2 separate regions of the Homo sapiens genome follow, and region 2 is linked to region 1. Evidence: chromatin contacts called from ENCODE Hi-C data. All regions are on one chromosome and are shown on one strand. The core of a region is the stretch at or near the end of the contact, and the rest is flanking DNA. Distances in the headings are between cores, read along the strand shown. Region 1 holds the start of CHEK1 (checkpoint kinase 1). Region 2 holds the start of NFRKB (nuclear factor related to kappaB binding protein).

Region 1 (7,031 bases), core at 3,621-6,120:
CTTAGAGAGTAGATGATCCCAGTCTGCCATCATTTTGGCGGTTGTTGCAGTGATACTTTTCCAGCTGGGGCTTGACTAAACCAGTTTCTGTGATTATCAGGCTCACGGGTGGGGAGAGTGCAGGAAATAGAGAAAAAGTTCACATGTTTATATTTAGCTACATTTTCTTCTCTCTCTGAAGAACTTAAGGTATATAGAGTCATATAGAACCACATAGGAGTATATCTCTCATATAAGAAAAGATTGAGAACCCTTGATCTATGTGGAGGGTAGATCAGTAATATTGGTCCTCACAGAGGTATTCCAAAAGGCTAAGCAGAGAGAATCTAGTCTCTAGTCAGTGCTTGTGTATTCACAGCCCTAAACCAGGCTGCAGAACCCAACATAATCCTGCCCACTCTGGGTGAATCCATTTTAGTAGAAAATTTCTCCAAAGTTGATCTGATTGTAAATATTAAACTGACATCTTTATGTTGCAGGTAAAGGACCTGGATAATCGAGGCTTGTCAAGGACATAAATGTCACGTCCAGCTCTGATATGCTTCGCACTGAGCACATCACATTTAGGACGTTGAAGATTTTTTTTTTTTTTTTTTTTTAATATGCAGTTTGTAAGAACAAAACTGGATGGCATCAGAATTGTCTGGAAGTTTTGTCTTGGGCAGTATGGGCTGGGCCAAATGAAATGATTTTTATAATTCTAAACAGGTTACCAAATGAAATGTCATGGCTTTACTTTGGTCAATTAAAGGGGGGAATTTTTTTAAAAAATGTGCCTTATTTGTTTTGACTTATAACTGATTTGAGGGAGGCAAAAGCTATGCTAGGCTGCCAGAAGGACATAAGCAGACCTTGTCCATTCTCTTAGCTCCCTAAATTAGCCAAATAGAGACTTCTTTCTCAAATCAGGAAAACTATCAAAGACCAATTCAGATCCTACATTTACAGACAGTTTTGTCATAACCCTTTGCATTGCAGCACCTAGTACAATTCCTTGGAAACAGCGTGGCTCAATAAATTTTTATTGAATGAATAAATGTGGGACCAGAAGAGTGCTAGAAGAGTGCCTTTCTGGGCTACTATGTCTCTGTTCTCAATGTCTTTTATCCTTAGACGCTCTTTGACTTTATAAATCAGCAGTTTTGAAGACTCAAGACAAACAGTGAAATTATTGGTTTATCAATGGAGAGGAAGAAACTCTTCCAGCATTACATATAGAGCTTGATGGTCAGTAGGTGTTTTTGAATCAGCTTAAATATAATCATACATATCAATTTGAAATGGAGCTTTTCAGTACTCTCACTTATTCATGACACAGGAATGACCCTTTACTCAAAACTCTTGTGGTTGTTCAAAGGTGAGCTTCTTTTTCCCTTAGTCTTAGCCTATGTGTTGCTGTTGTATATTGTTACCAAGTTCAACTACCTAATTTTGAAGCTCTTTCCAAATAAGATACAAATTAAAAGGGGAAGCATTGCCAGTAACAGGTCCCTAGAGAGCAGTGCCAGCCTGCCTGCAAGAAAAGAGGAGAAACTTCTTAAAAAGTTTTAAGCCTGGGCAACATAAGGAGATTGTTTCTATGAAAAATAAAAATTAGCCAGGTATGGTGGTGTACACCTGTAGTCCCAGCTACTCGGGAAGATGAGATTGGAGGATCACTTGGGCCTGGGAGGTTGAGGCTACAGTGAACTGTGATTGTGCCACTGTACTCCAGTCTGGGCGACAGTGAAATCTTGTCTAAACAAAAACAATTTAACTGGGAAGCACAGTGGTCCTTGAGGACATTTAATATCAGGACAAAGAGCCTATGAATATATCACTGATGTATATAAACCCTAAGGCGTTAATAAAAGCTAACTGTTTAGTGTTATCCATTTAAGGGAACAGGAGGAATTGCATAACTTTTAGATTAGTCATAGTGGTGCTCCTAAGGGATATGCTGTTGTATATTTGTATAGCCAGGGCACTTAGCCTTCCAAACCAATTTATATACCATGTTCTTCAACTGTGGGTGAGATTTAGCCTCAAGATTTGATTTACTATATGTAAGTACATTACTTGATTTCTATAAAGAATCTTTAGTGGAAGAGGTTATTCTGAATTATTTATCAATATGATTAATACCAGTTAGAAATTATTAATGATCTTCCTTTATACTATACATAGGATAACTTTTAACTTGTCGCTACAGTTGTTGCTCTGAGGATCTTAATTTTGTTACTTTCTAGGCTACATGAAGCTATCTTTTTAAAAAGTGTACTCTTCATTTTCACTGTTATTGTGTACTTAGCATAAAAAACTCAAATCTAGGCCAGGTGCAGTGGCTCATGCCTGTAATCCCAGCACTTTGGGAGGCTGAAGCATGCGGATCACTTGAGCCCAGGAGTTCAAGACCAGCCTGGGCAACATGGCTAATGAACACTAAGCATAGTTTTGATGTCTTTCATATTAAAGACTTTCTCAAATTCTTGCTAGTCTGCTCCTCTTTAAGAGTGGGACCCTAGGCAGGGCGCAGTGGATCATGCCTGTAATCCCAGCACTTTGGGAGGCCGAGGCAGGCAGATCACTTGAGGCCAGGAGTTTGAGACCGGCCTGGCAACGTGGGAAAACTCTGTCTCTACTAAAAATACAAAAATTAGCTGGGTGTGGGGTACACACCCTGTAATCTCAGCTACTGGGGAGGCTGAGGCATGAGAATTGCCCAGGAGGTGGAGGTTGCAGTGAGCAGACATCATGCCACTGCACTCCAACCTGGGAGACAGAGCAAGACTGTCTCAAAAAAAAAAAAAAAAAAAAAAAAGAGTGGGACCCAAAAAAGCTGATTGAAAGGTCTGTTTGTAGGGGGTGTAGATGGGGATTAATAATGTGGGTTTCAATCTACTGTGATCTGGCTGGGCTGTTACATTGGGAAATCCATGATACTGATTTTTAGATTTTTATCTTTTGCATAGGTAAGATTCCCTTGAGAAGGCTTGCATATTCTCTTACTCAAGGATGTAAGCCAGGCAGTCAGCTTTCTGGGAGTAGAGTAGGGAAAGAAGTTGTAACAGGCTCAACCTTCAGTGGATAAAACTTAAACTTAATCCCTCCGTTTTCAGTAAGGTGCCCAAGCTTTTAACTGTGCCTAATGGTCTCCAGTTCACATACTGTGCATTTACCCTCTTAAATCTCGTACCAGCTTTGGGGAGGGACAGTTCCTTGGTTACATAGAAAGGGAAGGGATACGGGGATCTATTTGTTTTTTATGTAGCCTTTAAACCTACCCCTTTTAGCCCCATTTTTACCTCCACCTTCAGTTACCTGGTGTCACCAGTTCAACTTGAGCTTTTTCAGAGTTCTGTGATGTTAATTCTGCTTTCCATTGCTAGCTTTGGGATTCATCTTCATTACCTTTCATCTAAAGGCTTTCTGCTTTCCAAAATGTGTCTCATACTCTGTTCTTATGGGTTCTTTTAAATATTGGTATCCTTTACTATTAAAATATTTTAGTGGGCTTTCAGAAGAGAATAGAGGCTATTTCTATGTATTCTGTCTTTAACTGGTATTCTGCTGGAGTCTGTATATCTTTTTTTTTTTTTTTTTCAGGCTAAAAAGACTCCATCAGACACACAGGAAATTTGCAGGTCTTCCTCTTCGTATTCTTTGTTTTCAGCACACAGTGAGGAAACAAGAGAAAATGGGATAAATGATATAAAAACTTGCTTTTATTTTTATACCAGGCCCTGTGGCTCGCTTCTGTAATCCCAGTGACTTGGGATGCTGAGGTAGGAGGATCACTTGAGCTCAGGAGTTCCAGGCTGCAGTGAGCTAAGACTGCCCAATTGCACTCCAGCCTGGGTGACAGAGCAACACACCCTGTCTCCAAAAACAACAAACTGTAAAAAGATTACATGAAGCCTAATCTGTGATGTCATGATTCAAAACTATACACATAAGCATTTTAAGAGTTTTTTCCTTGATTTTTGTTCCTGACTTTGCTTCTTTAAAAGAAATGTGTGTTTTTGTTGTTGGTTGTTTGTTTTTGAGACGGAGTCTTGCTCTGTTGCCCAGGCTGGAGTGCAGTGGCACAATCTCTGCTCACTGCAGCCTCTGCCTCCTGGGTAGCTGGGATTACAGGCACTCGCCATCGTGCCCGGCTAATTTTTGTATTTTTAGTAGAGACGGGGGTTTCACCATGTTGGCCAGGCTGGTCTTGAACTGCTGACCTCAGGTGATCCATACGCCTCAGCTTCCCAAAGTGTTGGGATTACACGTGTGAGCCACCAGGCCCCGGCCTTGAGTAACATTTTATACTTGTTTCACTTTACTATTATCATAATAGCCAGTTATGCTTAGTGTTTGTATGTGGCCCAGTCTTAAGGACTAAGAAAATATATATGTATATATATAAAATATATACATATAAAAAAATATGTTTTTTTCCTACGGAATCATGCTGTTGCCCAGGCTGGAGTGCAGTAGTGCTCACTAACCTCTAACTCCTGGACTCAAACGATTGTTCTGCTTAGGCCTCCCAAGTAGCTAGGGCTACAGGGACACACCACCAAGCCCGACTAATTCCTAAATTTTTTTATTTGTAGAGATGGGGTCTCCCTATGTTCCCCAGGCTGGTCCTGAACTCCTGGCCTCAAGCCATTCTCCTGCCTCGCCTTCCCAAAGTGCTGGAATTACAGGCAGGAGCCACTGCGCCCGGCCAGTGCTGGAGAATGTAATGGAGATGATCCTGCCTATCCCTGAGTTCCAGTCTAGTTTACTGTCAGAGAATACTTATTTCCATTTTTCCTATTTTGTTCTTGAGTCTCTTTCCTCAGAATTTACTTTTCCACTTAAATGACGTACGCAGCTTTTAAATTTGCGTTGTAAGATTTATTTTGGCTCTCCCCGCCTGTTCTTTGCACATTAAAAATGAAAAAGTTTGTAGAACTAAGCTAAGCAGATGGTCTTCCTGCAAAAAGACCGGGCTGAAGTAAAGCATTGTTTTGGAGCTGGTTCACAGAAAAAAGGCAAAACTGGTTATCCTGACTTCAAGCTCCAACATAAACTGCTCGCTTTCTCCGGGAAACTTGCCCCGCCACACACACTTGACTGCGTGGCCAGTTCTTTCGAAGCCTCTCGCTCCCAACACGGAGTTCCTCCCATTTCTTCACAGTCGGCTCTCAGCAGCTGCTGCTGGTTTCTCGGCTCCAGCACCACGAGTACCGCACTCTGAGGTTTACAAAGCACTCTGCTTCACCGACTGTGATCCTCACAGTCCTGTCCGGTGGCCTCACGCAGGTGGCGGTGCAGCCTTTCAGGCCCAGAGCGGCCAGGAGCGAAGCCCGCAGCCCCGCCTGGAAGCGCAGCGCGGTCGGTCGCGCGCCCCTGAGGCTTGGAGGCCTGGGCTTCCCCCAGCAGCGCTCGAGCACCGCCCAGTCGAGCCTCACACCGGATGCCACTTCATATTTGGGCCCAGAGCTCAATTCGCGCCGATGCGGTCCGCCGTCCTTAAATCTCTTCAGCCAGGATCTCTCCCCGACTGCAAAGCAGCCCTGGGCGGGAGCGGCAACATCTCCACGTCACCCTTTTGGAGCCGCCGACATTCAGAGGGGCAGGACACGGGAACGCGCGCTGTCTTGCTTTACGGCGCGGGTGCGCGAGTTTGCGGCAGCGTGACGCCCTCAAGTTTTGGCGGGAAAAGCGCTGCATTTGGATTCCTGCAGTGGTGGGCAAAGGACAGTCCGGTGAGGAAGGGCGGCCGGTAGAGTAGGGAAGGTTTCTAAAGAAGGAGTTCGGGGTCTAGATTAGTGAGGGAGGGCATGGTGGGAGAAAGTTAGCATTGACTAGCGCAGGGGATTGGAGAGACTCCTGCGGAGGGGCGGTTTCGGAGGGTGGAGGAATGGTACCAGGAGGTTCCCGTTGTGGGGGCGGGGGCAGGAGGGACTAACCCGCTGCTAGCTAAGAACCCCAAGGAAGAGTCCCAGCCCTTCCTTTCGCCTCTGGGGGCAGTTTGGCCCCGCCCCGGCCTTTGGGACGGGTGGGGCTGTGGATGGGGATGGGAATTGGAATTGAGCAATTGGGAGGAGGCGCTGCCGCAGGCGTTTTCTGCCCCATACCGCTCCCTATATCCTCTTCCTCTCTTCCCCAGACCCCCACCTCTCCCTCCTCCTTCCCCAGTCGTTCGCCGGAAAGCATTTGTCTCCCACCTCTTCATAACAACAATTAATTTCCTCTGGGGCCTGAGGAGGGCAGAATTTCAACCTTCGGTGTGCTTGGGAGTGGCGATTGTGATTTACACGACAAAATGGTCAGGTTTAGAATAGTTGTTCGTGGTTGAAAGACTTGGATAAATGTGGATGAGATAGAAGGGGAAGGCAAGAGCTGTTAATTTTCGTGGGCAATCCTGGGGAGAGGCGGGGCTCAGTGGCTTCACTGGTGATCTTACACTCTACATCTTTTCTGGATTCCTGCCTTTTACAGCCGAGGTGCTCGGTGGAGTCATGGCAGTGCCCTTTGTGGAAGACTGGGACTTGGTGCAAACCCTGGGAGAAGGTGCCTATGGAGAGTGAGTTCTTTTAAGCTTGCCTTCGTTTTCTGAGTGCATATTCATTGTTTTGGAGTCTCACACTCTGGTGATTTAGAAAGTAGATGTTTGAGATCCAAGGGTTTTGGCAACTGAAGTTACACAGCCTTTTGCTAGGATTAAAAATTTTTTCCTTCCCTTTAAAAAAAAAAGTTTTCTTTGTAGAGAGCTGGAAGGGACACGAAGTTATTGTTTCCATGCCCACAAATTGCTTCTCAGGGTTTAAGCATTGCGGTTAATGAGCAAATGAGCAGACTCTGGAGATTGCCTGCCTGGTTTCAGATCCTTGCTCTATCACATACTGGTCATTGTTTTGTGATCTTAGGCAAGCTTCTTAATGTCATTGTGTACCTCTCCTTCACTACCTTTAGGGTGGCAATAATCGCATCTACCCCATAGGAGCTTAGGACAGTCAGTTACACAAGCACATATAGTATGGGATTAATGCTCTTAAAAGTATATGAGTAGAACA
Region 2 (7,031 bases), core at 1-2,500, 4.3 Mb after region 1:
TTCCACAAACACCACATTCCACAAATCTTACCACGCCAGGTGTCAATTTCCTTATTTGAGGAAGGGAAGCTGGACCAGGTCCTCCCTCCCGTTATTTCCAATTCTGGAATCCTGCAATGAATAATCTCTAGATGAGTGACAGTGTGAATTACGTAATACAGGTACTTTTCTTTTCCAAAATTCTCCAATGATAAAGAACAGTTCTAGAATAACTATATGTAAAATGAAGCATGTTCCACTAAATTATTTCAAGCTCCCTTGAAGAGATTTCAGATCCATGTAAAGATATAGCAGAAACTTAAGCGTTGAGTCAAGTCACGTGGGTGGTCCCCAAGCAACTGTGCCCCCTCATCACCCTTCAGCACATGGTGAAATGACATCCTCATCATGCCTATGCCTAAATAAGTGAAGCGGGTGAGACAGCACATAGCATGTGAGTTTAACAAAACTTCAAAATAGCACCAAAAAAAAATTGCAGAAGCAACCTGATGCTCAGAATAAAACCTTCTTAACAGAACTGGCATAGAACAGACTATCAACTGCAAAGTCAGTGTCCTACCTGCCTCTTAGGAGGTCTCTATACAACTTGCTCACAAGTTTCTTCAGTGACGGTGCGTGTCTAGCTAAAGTTAATCTAGTCCACTGACAACCTTTGCACTGCCACTATTCTGAACAGAATCTCAAAATACCAAAACCAGGCAGCTGCCAGGGAGTTGGACCCCGGAAGCCAAGGATTTCCAGATCTTCGGGCGTTCTGAACCTCTTCACTAGACCACGAAGGCCTCTCGGCCTCTCATCACTGGCTTTCAGCACCTGGTCTAACTTTCCCCGCTGGACCCTCCCCAACGCAGAAGCTAAACCCTCGGGTCCTTCCAGAGCAACCGCCGGCTCCAAAGCCCTCAACTCTGCAGCAAATTCCCCTCCGGTGCCAGCCCGGCTGGCCCAAGGCCCGGGTCCAATCCTCAGAACTGCACGGCTCGGCCCCGCCCCTCCCCCACGCCGTGCCTAACCCTAACCCCCAGCCTCACGCGTCGCACCGCTCCCCACGCCCCGCTCCCGCTCCCCACGCCCACACGGGCAGCGACCTCGCGGACCCAGCCGCCCGCTCCCGCTCCCTCCACTCCCAGGAGACACTTCAACCCTTTCGCCGCCCCTTGCCCGCCCTCACCTGAACCGCGGGCGCCGGCCCCCTAACCCGCAGCCCTTCTCCGGCCGCGGGCTCCCAGACGCACTCGCTCCCGCAAGGAGTCTGGGTGCGCGCACGCTCTGGGCCTGCGCGGCGGAAGGGGCGGGGCAGCGCGGGGCGGGGCCTGGAGGGTGCCGGGGCGGGGCCACAGCGGGCGGGTCCTGGAGCGGCTCGGGAGAGCGGAGGGTCGGCGAGGGTGCCTGCGCGCGGCTGGGCCTGGGGATGCAGGTTCCAGCCTGCTTGCGCGTCTCACCTGATTTAGGAGCTTCCAGAGGCCCCAGACAGTGCCTGTCTTTGCCTGACCGCGAATCAAAGTTCCATAGCCCGTGAGCGAAGGCACGTCTATTAGCTGACGTTTGCAGAGAGCATACCCTGCCCCAGGCCCTATGCTAAGCACTTTCTACCCACCGTCTTTGTGCTGCAGCCCTGTGAGCTATGCACTATTAGTGCCCATTTTACAGTTGAGGACATGAGTAGAACGCGACCTCAGCCTGTGCTTCCGAGTTCCTTCATTCCTCCTTCCCGTCCCCGGGCCCTCGATGTCCAGAAAGAATGTAAACACATCGAAGGATCACATTTTAAAGTTAAACTCCATCATTTTCCTCTTCTTAGATATGAAGGCCCCTTTCCTGTTATTCACTGGGTTTTGCTTAGTACGGCTTCACACTACTTATTCCAGGTACTCCCAGCAGTGGCGCAGAGACCATCCTCAGTTCTGTGTGTGGATGGGACCAGAGAAGCCGGCCGGCCGAGCTAATGTTCTTCCCTTCCTGGAAGAGAGTAGTTTCCAAACAACCCGATCTCTGTTCCTCTACTGGCTCCACATATGCTCTAAGTTCCTGTTACACTGTTGAGAGGCTCTTGAATTAGAAACTATCGAGTATAAATGGCAGTGGAATATCACTCTATAGTTGTCACCGATATTTCCCTTACCTTGAGATTGTGACAAGACCAGAAAGAGAAAAAGAGTAAAAACAATGTAAACTATAATTTTTGATAGACTTTGTTTTTTTAAAGTGGTTTAAAGTTAACAAAATTGAGCAGAAAGATATTTTCCAAATACTCCCCGCCCCACCTCCCCACATGCATCGCCTTCCCTTTATCAACATCCTCTACCAGAGTGGTACATTTCTTAGAACTGATGAACCCGGCCCGGCCTGGTGGCTCACGCCTGTAATCCCAACACTTTGGGAGGCCGAGGCGGGCGGATCCCGAGATCAGGAGATCGAGACCATCCTGGCCAACATGGTGAAACCGCGTCTCTACTAAAAATACAAAAATTCGCCGGTCGTGGTGGCGGGCACCTGTAGTCCCAGCTACTCGGGAGCTGAGGCAGGAGAATTGCTTGAACCGGGGAGGCGGAGGTTGCAGTGAGCCGAGATTGAGCCATTGCACTCCAGCCTGTCGACAGAGCGAGACAGAGCGAGACTCCATCTCAAACAAAAGAACTGATGAACCTACATTGATACATCATTACCCACCATCACAGTATAATGCAGAGTAATTTCACTGTCTTAAAAATCATCTGTGCTCTGCATATTCATCTCTCCCTCTCCTCTACCCCTGGCAACCGCTGATCTTTTTGTCTCCATAGTTTTGCCTTTTTCCAGAGTGTCATCTAGTTGGAATTACATAGTATGTAGCCGTTTCAGATTGGCTTCCTTCCCGTAGTAACAGGCATTGAAGTTTCCTCCATGTCTTTTCATGGCTTGATAGCTCCTATTTCTTTTTAGTGCTGAATAATATTCCATTGTGTCGATATATCACAGTTTTATCTATTCGCTTACTGAAAGATATCTTCATTGTTTCCAGGTTTTGGCAATTATGAATCAAGCAATTATGAATCAAACAACCCAGAAATCCAACCACCCACTCCAGGCATCTTTGCATGAACGTATCAAAAACACCTCAGTCCCAATGCCCAGGATCTTCCCCTTTGAGAGGCTGAGATGGGTGGATCACTTGAGCCCAGGAATTGGAGACCAGCCTGGGCAATATGGTGAAACCCCATCTCTACTAAAATAAATACAAAAAATTAGCCAGGTGTGGTGGCACGTGCCTGTAGTCCCAGCTACTCAGGAGACTGAGGTGGGAGAATCGCTTGAGCCAGGGAGATCGAAGCTGCCGTGAGCTGTGATTGCACCACTGCACTCCAGCCTGGGCAACAGAGTGAAACCCTGTCTCAAAAAAGTAAAAAGAAAAATAAAACAACAAAGAATAAGTAAGACTTTTCCTTTACCTTCATTATTAAAGGTAATAATGATGTTCTTTCTTTATATAGATCTGAGGTTCTGACTTTTATCATTTTTCTTCTCTCTGAAAAACTTAACATTCTCTCCAAGGCAGGTCTACTGGCAACAAATCCCCTTTGCTTTTGGGGGATAATTTCATGGGCTACAGCATTCTAGGTTAGACACTGCTTTTTTCTCTCAACACCTTAAACATTTCATTCCACTCGCTCCTTGTGTGCACAGTTTCTGAAGAAAAGTCATTTTTTGTTCATTTGTTTTTTGGTTTTGAAGGATTTTTTTGCATTTATCCTGTGTGTCCTCTGAGCTTCCCGGATCTGTGGTTTCATCTTCCATATTGATTTGGGGAAATAATCAATCATTATTGCTTCAAATATTTCTTCTGTTCCTTTCTCTGTCTTCTGCTAGTATTCCCATGAGGCATAGTTATACCTTTTTTTCATCATCTCACAGTTTTTGGATATTGTTTGTCTTTCAGTTATAGAGGTTTCTATTGAGATATCCTTAAGCTCAGCAATTCTTTCCTAAGATGTGTCTAGTCTACCATTTAGCCTCTCACAGCTACTCTTCATGTTTTTTTTTTTTTTTTTTTTTTTTTTGAGGTGGAGTCTTGCACTGTGACCCAGGCTGGAGTGCAGAGGCGCAATCTCAGCTCTCTGCAACCTCCACCACCCAGGTTCAAGCGATTCTCCCACTTCAGCCTCCTGAGTAGCTGGGATTACAGGCACCCACCACCACGCCTGGCTAATTTTTGTATTTTTAGTAGAAGCAGGGTTACACCGTGTTGGCCAGGCTGGTCTTGAACTCCTGACCTCAAATGATCCACCCACTTCAGCCTCCCAAAGTGCTGGGTTTACAGGCATGAGCTGCCGTGCCCAGCCTACTCTTCATTTTTTATCTCTAGCATTTTAGCTCATTCTTAGGATTTCCATCTCTCTCCTTACATTGTTTGTTATTGCTTGTTGTCTACTTTCTCTAGTAGAGCCCTTTTCATATTAATCACAGTTGTTTCAAATTCCCAGTCTGTGAATTCCAACATCTCGGCCATATCTAATTCTGGGTCTGATGTTTGCTCTCTTTCTTCAAACTTGTGTCTTTTGCCTCTTAGTATGCCTTGTAATGTTTTTCTTGATAGCTGGTCATGATGTGCCAGGTAGAGAGAGCTTCTGTAAGTAGGCCTTTAGCAATGTGGTGGTAAGGTGTTGGGGTTGGGGAAGCATTCTGTATTCCTAAAGGAGGCCTCAGTCTTCTGGTGAGCCTGTGCCTCTGGACTGTGAACTTCACGAATGCTACGCAGTTATCCCCTCTTAGATGAGGGACAATGGCTGGAATGGGCTGGGGCTGGCTATTTCCTTTCCTCCAGGTGACTGAGGTTCTGCTATAACTTCAGCAGGTTCGGTGCTTGTTATAATAGAAAGATCAGAAAGCTCTGGAGTATTTCAAAATGGTTCCTTCTCCCCTTCCTCTGCTGGAAGCATGAGGGAATTTTTCTCCAAATTTCACTGTGAGAACCTAGTCAAGCTCCTGGGGATAAAACTCACAAAAGTGTGGGTCTCCCTTGACCCCCCCTCCAGTGACTGAGTTCCCTGGAGTTTTTAACCTCTCAGATTTCTCCACGCTGAGCCTGCAGCAATTCATCAAATATAGTTCAAGTTTTCCTACCCTGGCGCTGGTTCTCATAGAGGTTATTGATCGTGGATTTTTTTCTCACGGGTTTCTGTTCAATAAGCTATGATTCTCTGTATTTGCCTGTTTGTCTTTCCAATTTTGGGGACAGCAGTTTGTCCTGTGGGCTCAACTTTCTGATGGATCTAAGGAGAGATGTTGATCTTTCCATTTGCTCAGCTTCTTACTTATTGCTAGGATGGAGGGACAACTTCCAAGCTTCCTGTATGCCACGCTGGAAACCAAAAGTTGCAATTCTTCAAAGAAAAAAAAATAGCTCTTGTAGCTTCACACATACAAACATGTTTATTAAAAAATATATTTATTAATTTTTACACCTGCTGCATAGCACAAGACTATTAACACTATAACTCACTGAATGTACAATAAATGTTCACATTTAAATAACAGGATAGGGTCAACATTTTCAACCAGTGGGTCAGCTTTAGCATCTCATGAAGTGCTTTTTAGACCTAGATATCTTAAGAGTTTTTTTGAAAGGATACTTCCAAGTCAGAAAACAAGAAGATCAAAACAATAGGTTTTTCCAGAATAACAGGAATTTTACATGATGAAATGTCTATTTCTGTCGGTACAAATCAATGATAAAAACAAAATCTACATCCAACCTACTCCAAAATACTCACACTGGACTGAATGAAGTCTACAGTGTCAATGTGTCTTGAGAGAGGCCACAATATCCACACTGGCTACATACATGTTTTCCAAATTAAGTTTTCTGATGGCTCATCATTTGCCATCTCTTCAAATCCAGGTCCTTTTAAAAATCTATGACCTTGGAATGAATGTGCAGAATACCTGATCTGAAAGCCATGCGATTTGGCTCGACTGCCATCCGCATCTCTGGCTGATAATATACAAATTAGTTTTAGAGTCTTTATTTCACTTAAGGACCAAAGAAGAAGAAGAAGAAGAAGAAGAAGAAGACAACTTAGAAGGGAAAGCAACAAAGAGGTCCTTCCACAATATTTTCCTCTGTGTATTTTAAAACTTAAAACAACTGCCATAAAATGAACATTCCATTCAGTGATTCTTTTCAGTTTTCCAATAAGTTATTCCTGAAGGGAGGGGAGATACCTTATGGTTCAAATTAAAAAGAACGTAACAGGGCCAAATTTAAGTTATAAAAGCTAAAACTGAACCTTTAGAAAATTCCACTAGTCTTCTCCTAGAAAGTCTTTCTAGACCGGACACTAGGATATTTGTAATCATTACACTGTGGGACTTAGGGAACCCGAACCTGTGTTTTGCAATGCAGGGTCAATATTTTCTGTTGAATATCTTTGTCACAAAGAGAGTCCATTTTCAGTTTCCATATGTTTATGAAGTAATTTTCTCAAGTTCTCTTAGTACTCAAACATTGGGGAACAACTACATGAACGCAGTCTCAGAAATAAAGTGCGAAATCTACACATCAATAAAGTTCTTTTAACAGAATTGTTCACTTTTCAGAAAATTGTCTTTATCATAAAGAAGCTACTCTACTTAATTTATAGAACCAGTTTTTACCCAGAAATGTAAATTAATTAACTTCATTTGAAATGAAGTAAGGTCTTTCTGTTCTGGAGTAATAAATTCTACTATGCAATAATTATTCTGAAAATGTGTTAGCATGTCACAAAAAGTTAAAATATATACTGATTTTTTAATGCCCAACTAATAGTATATTCATAAAGACTGGATTTCTTCCAGATCCCTTATAACTACCTGAATTATTAGAAGTGGCCATCACATTTTAATTTTTTCCCTAAGTGTGAAGTTGACCGTCTTATTAAAAGGTCTAGATGAGTCACAATATGTTTAAAGTTAAAAATGTTAATAAATAAGAAATGCCACCTTCCTGTCCAACTTTAAAGAATGTTCATTTTAAGACAGCATTAAAAGTAATAAAATACACTGAACATGTCAGC

The links. A loop is a pair of places that touch in the nucleus more often than their neighbours do. Pooled maps may share reads with other maps.
Region 2: a map of B cell shows a loop between it and region 1 (10-fold over the local background). The contact joins the promoter of NFRKB here to the promoter of CHEK1 in region 1. A Hi-C loop is called at or near these places in 1 of 168 maps with a recorded cell type or tissue (B cell) and 5 of 50 pooled maps.

The regions. Positions count from the first base shown.
Region 1 is chr11:125,620,293-125,627,323 of GRCh38, forward strand. It overlaps CHEK1 (checkpoint kinase 1), which reads left to right and starts at 4,871. Exons shown (of 13, transcript NM_001114122.3): 1 at 4,871-5,720; 2 at 6,457-6,541. The coding sequence starts at 6,477. LOC118567325 (a long non-coding RNA gene) reads right to left here and starts at 5,602. Exons shown (of 1, transcript NR_170378.1): 1 at 4,845-5,602. It overlaps STT3A (STT3 oligosaccharyltransferase complex catalytic subunit A), which reads left to right. Exons shown (of 18, transcript NM_152713.5): 18 at 480-2,799. The coding sequence ends at 518. RefSeq lists enhancers at 5,037-5,546, 6,363-6,906, 6,467-6,516.
Region 2 is chr11:129,894,328-129,901,358 of GRCh38, forward strand. It overlaps NFRKB (nuclear factor related to kappaB binding protein), which reads right to left and starts at 1,251. Exons shown (of 27, transcript NM_001143835.2): 1 at 1,169-1,251; 2 at 32-111. PRDM10 (PR/SET domain 10) reads right to left here. Exons shown (of 21, transcript NM_199437.2): 21 at 5,384-7,031. RefSeq lists a silencer at 968-1,407.